Linked DNA regions of Homo sapiens: all the other regions are linked to region 3. Evidence: read pairs that join two places in POLR2A ChIA-PET (ENCODE). Cell type or tissue: IMR-90. All regions are shown on one strand.

Region 1 (4,000 bases), 610 kb before region 3:
GGGACTGAATGAGAGAGCCGTGGAATGCAAATATGGCAGAAGGGCCCATTCTAGATGCACTGCTGGAAGGTGAGGGCTGGGGTGAGTAGAACAGAGCAGAGTTGGGAGCTTGAAGAGAGAGCCAGAAATCTCCACACAGAGAGCCAGTCCTTTCTCCTCCACAGAGAGCCAGTCCCTGTGGACATAAGCCGAGGGCTCAGGAGAGATGAGAGAAAACAAAGCCAGGGTCTGAATGGCTATAGGAGTATGAGAAGCAGAGGCACAAAAAAGAGAAAGTGAAAGTTCTATTGACAAGACAATTTAGACCAGGTAATGTTTTATCCAGTGCAATTACACAGAATGAGGCAGAACAATAGAGAAATAAGTGAGGTCTCAGACACTTTCAAGGGGCTGATGGAAATAATTTATTTTGGTATCGTTTCTTTCATGTTCTTAGAATATATTGGGCACTTCAGGCAACTTACTATAGAGTGTAAAATATATATTATATATATAACTGCAGAGTATATGTCTATCAAGTGGTTCAGCCCAAATGCAGAAACCAATTTGCTACAGAATGAAATGAATCTGCCCAAAGTTGGGGAATATTTAGAAATATTTTTAAGATATTTAAAAGTCGATATTTTAAAAATATTTAAAATATTTAAAAGTTGATATCAAAGTTGATATTTTAAAAGTATCAACTTTGGTTTTTTGTTGTTGTTGTCATTTTTTTTTTTTTTTTTGAGACAGAGTCTGGCTCTATTACCCAGGCTGGAGTACAGTAGAATAATCAGGGCTTACTGCAGCTTCAGCCTCCCAGGCTCAAGCCATCCTCTCATCTCAGCCTCCTAAGTGGCTGGGACCACAGACACACACCACTGCACCTGGCTATTTTTTTTTTTTTTTTTTTTGTAGAGATGAGGGTCTCACCATGTTGCCCAGGCTGGTCTGGAATTCCTGGGCTTAAGCAATCCTCCCACCTTGGCTTCCCAAAATGCTGGGATTATGGGTGTGAGTGACAGCACCTGGCCTCAGCTTTGGTTTTGATGACTGACATTTAACAGATGAGACTAGTCTTGCCACCTTCTTTGCCTCTCTCACCCATCAAAGGCAAAGAGCTACCTGTGACAAACGGTATCACAGCAGGCGTGTCGTACTCTCTTGGGATCTGAGCTTGCTTTTCTCTAACATGGACATCACAATGCCTATCCTGCCTATCTCTCCAGGTGACATAGGAGGGGCTCACCTGAAACACAGTGTATGCAAAGACTTTTCAAAGAGCAGAGTGAACGTATCCCCTAGGGTATGTGTGACATTCTCCTGTAGTTTGTTCTACAATGGTGGCAGGCAACTGTGGTGGTGGTGGACAGGGGTGGGTGGTCCTCTTTTATAGGCTGAGTCCCAAATACAGGCTTTGCACTAGGTGTCACTGCAGTGGAGGCAGGCTGGCTGTCAGCCCAGACCTGTTGGGGACTTGTCATGTCACATGTGATTCAACAACAACTGCAAGTGATGTTGACAGAGCTGGTCCAGATGCTGAATGCTGCAGTGCAGACAGTTTGATAAACGACTCGTGAAACACCATCTTCTATGCCTCTCCCTCATTACTTCATTCAGATATGTATTCAGGGACTTCTAGTCTTATTACTTTGTCCTCTGGACTTTGGTGCCACATTCTCAAGAAGGTGGCATAGCTCATTGTCATCAAGGGTTAAAAAATTAAATTCATTCTTTCATTTAATAAACAGTAGATTTTATTGCCCCCCTTCCTATCTATTTGCTTATTTTTCATGTCTTTGTCCCTGGCACCACAAGGTAAAATATGGTAAATCTGCAATCCTATGAGAAAAGCCCTAGACATCGGACCTCATTCTCTTGTGAATAACACCAGGGTACTCGCTCTCAGTTCAGCACAGCAGCTCTCTAGTAGAAGCTGCTGAAAGCCTCTGTATCAAGTAGGGAGCTCTGGTTGCAAGCCCAATTGCAAGTGCCTCATCTTGCTCATGGACCTGGAAAGTCTAGGTATGATGCTTTATTGTATTAAATACATTTGTCATTCTTGACTGCTCAAAATTGCTTAAACATCCTCTCCACATTTCTGGTCATTCCCCACATTGTAAATTCCTCCTTTCCAATGAAAAGACCCAGTCCCTCTTGCTGCTGGGGAAATAGATTCTATCACTCAGTTGCACTCTCCTATAACTTCTATTGGGAAGTAGGGTGACCAACCATTCTGGTTTGCCTGGCACTGAGGGAGTCTTGAATGTGAGACTTTCTGTGCTAAAATTGGCAAAGTCCTGGGTAACCTGAGCTGAGTTGATCACTCTATTTGAAGCCAGCTATAAAAGACAAGGGCCAGGGGCATCCATTGCGTTGGCCCAAGCAGAGGCTGCTCAGGTTGATGGCAGCAACAGTTTCCATTTCACATCAGTTCTGCAAAGAAGAGCTGGAAGCTGTCCCTGTAAATGCAGCCCAGAGACTACTTCCCACCATTCTCTGAGCCTCTGAATAGTCTTTATTGTATTACAGGCTTTAAACTACCTAAAGGGAGCTCTGTTGACTGACAAGACAGGCGGACTTCAGGTGTAGTTGGTCAGTGGCTTGGAGGTTCAGTGATGTCCTAGAAGGCTGTGTCTGCCTCTCTAGTCTTCTGTCCAGCTCAGGTGGCTCCTCTTGTGGTTTTTGGATGCCTGCCATGTACAACAAGGGCCATAACCTTTCCTCACTGATATCCAGTGGAAGAGAGAGAGTGCTTCTGGGTCATAATTCCAAGCAGACCCCAGAAATTTACCCTGATTGCACGGACTTAAGTCATACTTGTTTTAAAGTGTAGGCTTTATTATTATTCAGGTATGATGAGGCCAACAGGTCATGCAATGACCACCACTGAAAAGATAGTTTGTTACTCACAGTTCCTGAGATGAAGCAATCCCTGCTGGTGCAGGCGGAAACACCAAATTGGATCTCAGGGCAATGGGAGAGAGGGAAAAGCATGACCAGGACCCTTTACTGTGGTTTCCACAGGAAAGGTTAGGCAAGGCACAGTAAGCAGGCTTAGGACTGGCTAGTATGAATAATTTCAATGGGCTCTGGAGTGTAGGGGCTGGCCCAGGTTGGCTGTACCAGGCCCTGGGATGATTTAAGGCACAGGAATATTGCTTCCTGGAGTGCAAGAGCCAGATAGGAGAGGTGGCTCAGAGTATGAGCTCTGGATTTGTTAGTTTGCCTATGAAAGACCTGGGTGGACCTTTTGCTACTCTATCTCTGAGCCCTGGAAGAGGCAGTCTCTCTCCAGTCAGTGAGGACCTAGATGTCAGAGCATCAAGAATACAGAAAATAAGAAAATACAATTAATATAGTACTCTCACCAAAATAATGAAATGGCCAGAGGAATGGACAGTGCTGACTGGCTTAAGGTCAGTCAAGCATTTCCAAAAGTGCTTAGCCTGTGATGGAAAGAGGTAGATGCCAGAATTAAAATTGGTTTTCTGTTAGGCAATGGAGAGGTGGAAGGAAACAGACACTGGTGAGATCACAGTGAATGTCATGACATACATCTTGCTTTTACTATCTGTAAAACCTTAAGGTTTCGCTCAAAGATGACCACTAGCATAAAGCCTTCTGCAGACCCAGCCCACAGAAACTCTCTCCACTAAGTGTTGCTCTACTATTGAGTACACCATGCACACATAGATCCCATATCTTATTACATGGTAATGACTCTTGTACCCATCCGTCACTCCTACTATCCTGTAAGGTCATGAAGGGCTAAAGCCCTGCCTCATACATCTCTCTCTTGTTCTCCAGCAAACTATGGTTGCATGCAACCTCATACCCAGCATCACAGGCATTGCAGACAGCGTTACTGAATGACCAGTCCTTGATTTCAGGGTGTTTAAAGCCTTGCCTAACCAGGAACTCTGTTCTGTAAGAACTTGGACTACAAAAATACAAACATCTCCGTCTCTTCTTCTTTTCTTCTTCGTCTTCCTCTTTCTCCTTCTCCCCCTCCTTCTTT
Region 2 (4,000 bases), 130 kb after region 3:
CTTACAGATGGGGGACTTTGTGTCACTTTCAGAAAGACCCTTTGATTATAAAAAATGCAATATTGTCTTCCAATGTTTTAGAAGAAAAACTTTGCTTCTAGTTTTAGCTCTTTAATCCAACTGAAGTTAATTTTTTTGAATATGAAGTAAAAATTCAACCTTCCCTTTTTTTTGAGACTAAGTCTCACTCTGTTGCCCAGGCTGGAGTGGAGTGGTGTGATCACAGCTCACTGCAGCCTCGACCTCCCTGGGCTCATGTGATCCTCCCACCTCAGCCTCCCCATCACTGGAACTACAAGCATGAACTACCACGCCTGGCTAATTTTTGCATTTTTTGTAGAGATGGGGTTTTGCCATGTTGCCCAGGCTGGTCTCGAATTCCTGGGCTCAAGCCATCTGCTGGCCTCAGCCTCCCAAACTACTGAGATTACAGGCGTGAGCCACCCTGCCTGGCCCAACCTTCCTTTTTTAATCAAATGGGTAGCAGATGGGTTTAACACCATCTGTGAACAGTCCTTACTGATATAAAGTGTTACATCATTTAAAAAAAAAATTCTTGGGAAGGTTTCTTAGATACATGGGAAGGTTTCTAGATGCTGCTCTTCTGTGGATCAGTTTGGACAAACCTGAGCTCACTATATTCTTTTAAACTGCAAAATAAGTTTTGCAGTTTATTTTATATCTGGGAGGCCAAGTCTCCACATGCCCACCTTGTTCTCTTTTCTTGGTTATTTTCTAAATATGAACTTTAAAATGAGCATGTCAAATTCTATTTTTAATTCCATTTGGCAGTTTCATTAAACTGCACTGAATTTACTAATTTTGGAAGATTAACAGCTTTCTAATATTGAGTCTTTTTATCCCCAAATATAGTATGTCTCCATTTAGGTCGGTCTTCCTATATTTATTTCAGCAGGATTTAAAGTTTTCATGAATAAAAAGTCTTGCACACCTCTTGTTGGATTTGCTCCCTACTTCCATCAAATTTTCTAAATGGTTCCTGCCAATGTATAGGGAAAGGCCTAAATTGGAAGGAAAATTATTACCTTTTCTGATAAATGAGAGGAGCATATCAGTGAAAACAAAAATTAAGGATGCTGTTTAACTAAATTATTTTGCAATTACCTCAAAAGAGAACTAGAAATGACCCAATTGGAAATGACCCAGTTCATCAATAAGAAACTGGCTAAAGAAAACATTATTTCCACAAAATGGAACCCTATGCAGCCTTTAATGAGAAAGCTCTCAATGTACTGAGAAGTGGAAAAGCTCCAAGATAGAGTTTAGGTGTACAAAAGATGGTGTATGTAACATGTTATCTTTTAAGAAAGGGAAGGCTAATAAAAATATCTGTATCTACATTAAGAACCTCTGGGAGGATTCACAAACTAACTAGTGGTTACCTGCAGGGCTAGAGGAAGAAATGGAGTGATGGGATGGGCAGGGAGCCTTCAGTGTTCACCTTCTCATGCGGCTTTGATTTTTAAACCATTAAGAATGCATTAGCCATTAAAAAATAATCCTAGAGAAAACAAAAGAGAAACAGATACAAACACCCACTCTTCAAAGATATGCCCTCCCACTGAAGATTCTCAGCTGTGTGATTCTTAAGCTAGACTAATAACTGAGCCACCTGGGAGGTCCTGTAAGTGAATGTTCTTTGGGCTCTTGCTCGGAGCTTCCCACTCAGGAGGCCACTGTCTGGCAGCGGAGAGGAGAACAGCGCGGGGCCCCTCCACTGCCTGCTGGTCTGGAATGGGGCTCTGGCACATTACAATATTTAAAACTCTGCATGCAATTTTTGGATGATAAGGTATAAATCCTGGATTTTCACCAAAACAATGAACTTTTTCTAGGAACAGAATTTTGACATGATTCTGTTAACCCACAATAAAATACACAGTACAGCATCTTCAGACTGCTGCTGATGCTCATCCAGCATTTCCAAAAGCCCTAGGTCTGACTTCATCTTGCCCTTGTTCTGGACCCAGGTTCTGCTCCACTTTCTTCCACAGCAGGGACTGTCACCGGGGATTCCCATGACGTGTACGTCATAATGCGACGCTCCAGAAGCCTGTGTGACTGCTACTTGTAGAATAAAAGGACACAGTCTTCATGGCTACCATAAAATTGATGGCCAATATTACAATAAAAATATAAACCATAAATCTCTTTTAAAAAGTTGTGCATTTTAAATGGTTGGGCTTCCTGCTCTGTAAGTGGGAGTGTAAATTGGTCAAGTTCTTCAGAGGGCAATGTACCTTTATTGATATTTAAAGAGTATGCCTTTGATTTAGCAATTTTGCTCCTAAAAGTTTTCTGATACATCCATATGTGCAGATACACTCAACAAAGGTGTTCACATGGTGCAGGACACGGATCAGACTGTGTCACATCCACACTGCCTGCCTCTAGTCATAAGCTGGACCTTGGCAGGGGGGAAATTCAAAAAAGGAAAGCGTGGAACAGTCTCAAAGCATGCTAAGAACACAAATGGGTCAGGTGTCGTGGTTCACGCCTATAATCCCAATACTTTGGGAGGCCGAGGCGGGAGGATTGCTAGAGCCCAGGAATTCAAGACTGGCCTGGGAAGCATAGCGAAATTCCATCTCTACAAAACAAAACATTAGCCAGACATGGCAGTGCACAACTGCGGTCCCAGCTACTTGGGAGGCTTGAGGTAAGAGGATTGCTTGAGCCCCGGAGGTTGAGGCTGCAGTGAGCTGTGATCGCACCACTGCACTCCAGGCTGGGTGACAGACTGAGATCCTGTCTCAAAAATAAAAATAGAAACCCACAAATGGAAGGACACTCTGCCTCCAGTATTTTCATATGAAAAGGGGTGTTTAGAGAAGTGTGTCTGAGGTCCTCATGCGAGCAGTTCAAGGGGCTAAGGGGTTGGCTGTGGGAGGTGAGCCTGCGTCTGCAGCTAGGAATTTTACTGTGCACATATGCTTTTGATTTTACTAATGAAAGATGGTCCAAACCAGTTAAGGATGACTATTTTGGTCATGTCGGGTGGCTCACACCTGTAATCCCAGCACTTTGAGAGGCCGAGGTGGATCACTTGAGGTCAGGAGTTCGAGACCAGCCTGGCCAACATGGTGAAACCCTGTCTCTACTAAAAATACAAAAATTGGCCGGGCGTAGTGGCAGGCACCTGTACTCAGGAGGCTGAGGCAGGAAAATCACTTGAACCCAGGAGGCGGAGGTGGCAGTGAGCCAAGATCACACCACTGCACTCCAGCCTATGCAACAAGAGCAAAACTCCATCTCCCAAAAAAAAAAAAAAAAAAAAAGATGACTATTTTGTGAAAATTAACATCGCTATTAGTTAATGTTTTACTGTTCTTAACACTTAGGTATTGACTAATACCTATGACAGCTGCTGCATCCATTTCTGTTTCATTGTTTTAGAGCTTCAGGATTTCAGAAGAACTGAGGAGTTCCTCTGTGTCCAGGTTGCTGTCTGGTCTTTGACGAGAACCTGGGAAGTCTGGACCAAGCACATACTTCCTGGCAACAGCCTCCTAGGACAGCCTCTCATGCTGCCCCATGGACAATGCATGGCAACCCAGCCTGCCCCTGCGTTGCCCTCAGGCCTTGACCCGTGATCACTTGTGGATACTTACACTCAGCCCCCGTTTGTCATCTGTGCTTTCTACAATGACCACATAGCTAAATGTTTCCTTGAAGCCCAGCTCAAGTATTCCTTTGCCGTGTAGTGTCACCCAGCCATGGAACAAACCTGTATAATGTCACCCAGCCATGGAACAAACCAGAGTAAAGTATCATCCCCACAGAAGATCCCTGTGAACAAACACCAGACTCTGTGCCTAAACTTCAGGCCACTAGACGTTTCCTAAAATGTAACTACATATGGTAGAAGTCTGGAGCAACAGGCTAGCATTTAAAGCCAAAATTATTCCTGGAAATAAAAAAGAGGAAAAGAGGATAGCCAGTAGTAGAATAATTGCATAGTTACAGATTAAAGAAAAAT
Region 3 (4,000 bases):
CTGAGGTGGGAGGATCACTTGAGCTCGAAAGGTCAAAGGATTGAAGCTACAGTGAGCTACGATCGTACCATTCCACTCCAGCCTGGGTGACAGAGTGGAGACCCTGTCTCAATAAAAAATAAAAACTACAATTAAGAACCAAAAAATAGGCTGGGCACAGTGGCTCATGCCTGTAATCCCAACACTTTAGGAGACTGAGGTGGGTGGATCACTTGAAGTCAGGAGTTCAAGACCAGCCTGGCCAACATGGTGAAACACCATTTCTACTAAAAATACAAAAAATTAGCCGGGTGTAGTGGTGGGCACCTGTAATCCTAGTTACCGGGGTGGCTGAGGCAGGAGAATCGCTTGAACCCAGAAGGCAGAGGTTGCTGTGAGCCGAGATCGCGCCATTGCCTGGCCAGCAGAGTGAGACTCCGCCTGAAAAAAAAAAAAAAAAAGAACCAAAAAATGATGCAAGGCCCTTTGAGTTTTTTTTTTAAACCAGTATCTGATTTTGAGAATCTTATGGTAATGTAACAAATTATAAAAATATTATTGGCTTATTAATTTGAAAATTTTCATCCAGTTTTCTCTATTTGTCAAATGAGAAAATTGTGTATGTTTGTTTGTAACTACACAGATGTCAAACAATCCATTTAGTTCATGTTCACTGTCTTTTCAGCTCTATGGATGACTTGTGAAGAAATGATTCTTTTGCCTATCTAATTTTAGATTTATACTGTAAACACATTTTGAGATCCTGTAGCTAGCGTTCATAACAGTGTTTCTACTAAATTATTCCCTAAATAGGGGATCATATAAGTGTTTGAAATACTTGTTTTCAAGCTTGGGAATACATGAAAACGTTTCAGATCTTATTAAACACTTTAAATAGAATGGCTATTTTGACCACTGGAGGGAAAAACACTCAGGCAGCCCCTGTAAAGGATATCACATTGTTAGACTTGAAAGTATGTTTGACAGATGGAAGGAATTTAGAAGAGAGTATTTCCCAACAGCAAAGTGACGTTATATTTAAATAGAAGCACAGGTGCTTTTGTCATCAATCATCAGAATTCATTTGAGCATTTTATAATAATTGAAAAATGACTTCTTGTGTTTGTGTTTATAGGCATTCAGCTCAGTGAGTACTTACCGGAGGTGAAAGACCTGCTACAAGCGGATCAGCTTGGAAGCTTAAAGTCCAATCCTTACTTCGAGTTTGTTTTGAAAGCAAATTATGAATATTATGTTCAGGGACAAATATAACTTTTTCTAAAAATGGCCATTGTTTATGAAATCTGTATAAGTGTGTCCTTATACAAATTTTAGGCCATAAACAAGTGTAAGTTTGTACAATTTCATAACATGTATAGCTGAGTTTTTATACTTTATATGTAGGAAGCTAATATAAAATAGTTATGTAACTGTGATTTTGGTTTTCAGTTATGTGACTTGTTTTTTCCACCTGAAATGTGTCAGTTGTTGTTCCTGTACTCGGTGCCCTTTCTTTTTACTCTCACGTGGTCCCAGGTTCTGGAGTTCTTGTCCTGGTTCTAGCTGCTCACATGTACAAATCACTTCTAGGCCTCAGTTTCTGCGACTATGAAAATTACTAGATTGCACTAGCTTGTCTCTAAAATTGCTGTGACTCCAGATACTTTGCACTGAAGAGAATCTAGGGTGTTTGATATCTGTTTCAGTTAGGGCTAATGGGAAATGTCTAGTAAGATAAATGTCAACTTTTGCTGACTTATTATGAGATGAAAAACCAAAGGAGAGTGGGCCTAACTCATGTGAGCTTGATAACTGATGAACTCATTGGGAGCATTTTAAACTTTTCTACATAAATAATAAATGAGCACTAATGAAAGTATTTTAGTGAATGAAACGTTTATGTGGTTTTCTAACCTATCTAGAAATTACTGTTGATGTTTAGTTCTAATCTTTCAGTGTGGGGATTCAGCCAGCCTCATGTATTTTCAGAATGACTCATGAATCTTTACCACAGTCTGCCTAGCTAGTCAAAAGCATGAATGATACTAGAAACCATTATAGGTTTTCCTAATATGGCAATTGATGTGACTGAAAGGTACTGTACTCTCAGAGCTTTGTCCTGACCAGTGTCATCACTCACTCAATGTTTATCTGGGTTTTAAATAAAGGCCAGAGGTTGGACAGGGAGTTGCTGGCATGTCCGCGGCTTGGCCCAGTAGAATGCCCACTAACCATCTTGCTCCAGCAGCTGAAAAGGTCAGAAGTTAAACATGGTGAAGAGTCCGGTTCCTGGATTCACAGAGCCCAGCATCAGGCCGTCTCCCCCGCAGGCTGCAAGGCCAGCCCTTGAGTATGTTTGGAAGAGCAGGTTAATGGAGCTGTTTGTAAATCAAAGGGAAGAAATTAGCAGCCTGTTCTTTTTCTCTTTGCAGCTTGTATGTTAGGACAGCATTAGGGTCTGGGTTAGGAACATGTTGGAAGGTACTAAGAGAAGTTAGGAAGAGCAGCTTGTCAGATGGCCAGTAAGAAACCGCTGAGTACTTGTATCGTAAGATGAGGCTTTGCTTTTACGTGGAGGTCAGCTGTCAGTGTTCACGTCTCACCTGTAGGACCCTGTCGGGTGATAATGTGCTGCGAGACACACAGGCTCCCATCTCCCTCCCGTGCTGCTGCAAACCTGGTGATCCCTGGTGTATGGGACAGTACCGCAGGAAAGCCCATCTGATCATGCCCCAGAACCCACTGATCGCGTGGACGTAGAACGACTGCTCTTACCGTGTGAAGTAGAGTCATCCTGTTCAAGGGAAGAAAAAGCTCCCTCTTTTAATCCTGTTTCTCTCTAAGTTAGTAGCTATTACACCCAAATGGTTGAGTTTTTAAAAATTATTTTAACAGTAAAAATGAAATTAAGACCTAGGATTTTGAATAATTTTTTCTCTAGAATTTTAAAAATTGGTTTCACAACGTAGTCTTCATCAACGAGTTATTAATGGTTTTTATATAAATCAAGTAGCTGATAAGTATACAGATGCTGTGTTGACATTTCTGTGGAAAGAGATACTTTACTGACTTGGAAAAGGTTCGTGATCACACCTGTCTATAAGTGCTGCCCTGAGAGTCCCAGCTTGGGACCTTGACAGAATACAAGAGTAAAGTGTCGTGTGCGATCCTGAGCAGAGGGGAGTGTACGCAGGCATGGAGACTGGCGCGTCTGGAGGATTTGTGGACAGAATGGTGTCAAGGATTGCAGCAGACCTGGAGATAGACAGTAAAAACTTGCTGAACTCCTGAGTGAGGTAAAGGCTACTGACGCCTCTCTTTGAGGGCTTTCATTTTTAATGATTGAACTGTGTTTCTTTTTTTACTTTAGGGGCTGAATCGTAGTTTTCCTACCATCACCCACCTACATCCTACACACCTGGACATTTTGAGGCTAACTACAAAAGCAGTGTAGCCTGTTCCTGACATTTTATCCTGAGGATGCGTGAAAAAAAAAAAAAAAATATATATATATATATATATATACACACACACACACCCGTGTAAACAAATCCACTCATTAAAAACCAAGATACATTTAAAAAAAATAATACTGGGTCAGGTATGGTGGCTCACACCTGTAATCCTAGCACTTTGGGTGACCAAGATGGGAGAATCGTTTGAGCTGAGGAATTCACAACCAGCCTGGGCAACACAGCAAGACCCTGTCTGTACAAAAAAAATTACAAAAATTAGCCAGGCATGGTTATGTGTGCCTGTAGTCCTAGCTACTTGTGAGGCTGAGTTGGGAGGATTGCTTGAGCCCAGGAGTTTGTGACTACAGTGAGCCATGATCACACCACTGCACTCCAGCCTGGGTGACAGATTAAGACCCTGTCTCAAATAATATTATGTAATTCTAAATTTTAAGAAAAACACTGTAGAAAATGAAAAAGAAAATAGACCTCTGTAATCCCACCAGCTGGAAATAATTAGTCACCATTATGAAATAGACTTTTGGACTGCATATGCTTTTTCATTT

Evidence for each region. Peaks named below come from ENCODE experiments on the same cell type or tissue, not always from the same donor. Only the 100,000 strongest peaks of a DNase experiment are listed, where the experiment ranks them.
Region 1: POLR2A ChIA-PET joins it to region 3 with 5 read pairs; 2 of 35 experiments call an interaction of 5 or more read pairs at or near these places.
Region 2: POLR2A ChIA-PET joins it to region 3 with 8 read pairs; 4 of 35 experiments call an interaction of 5 or more read pairs at or near these places.

What each region holds. Positions count from the first base shown.
Region 1 is chr1:230,047,449-230,051,448 of GRCh38, reverse strand. No RefSeq gene overlaps it. Among named protein-coding and RNA genes, the nearest start is that of GALNT2, 18 kb to the left of the region's middle. In IMR-90, no CTCF peak of the experiment used is centred here; no DNase peak of the experiment used is centred here; H3K27me3 peaks cover 1,462 bases.
Region 2 is chr1:229,311,164-229,315,163 of GRCh38, reverse strand. No RefSeq gene overlaps it. Among named protein-coding and RNA genes, the nearest start is that of CCSAP, 30 kb to the left of the region's middle. In IMR-90, no CTCF peak of the experiment used is centred here; no DNase peak of the experiment used is centred here.
Region 3 is chr1:229,439,155-229,443,154 of GRCh38, reverse strand. It overlaps NUP133 (nucleoporin 133), which reads left to right. Exons shown (of 26, transcript NM_018230.3): 26 at 1,115-2,896. The coding sequence ends at 1,251. Among named protein-coding and RNA genes, the nearest start is that of ACTA1, 7.1 kb to the right of the region's middle. RefSeq lists enhancers at 2,182-2,241, 2,302-2,351, 2,084-2,624. In IMR-90, a CTCF peak has its summit at 2,074; a DNase peak (open chromatin) is centred at 1,954; H3K27ac peaks cover 920 bases.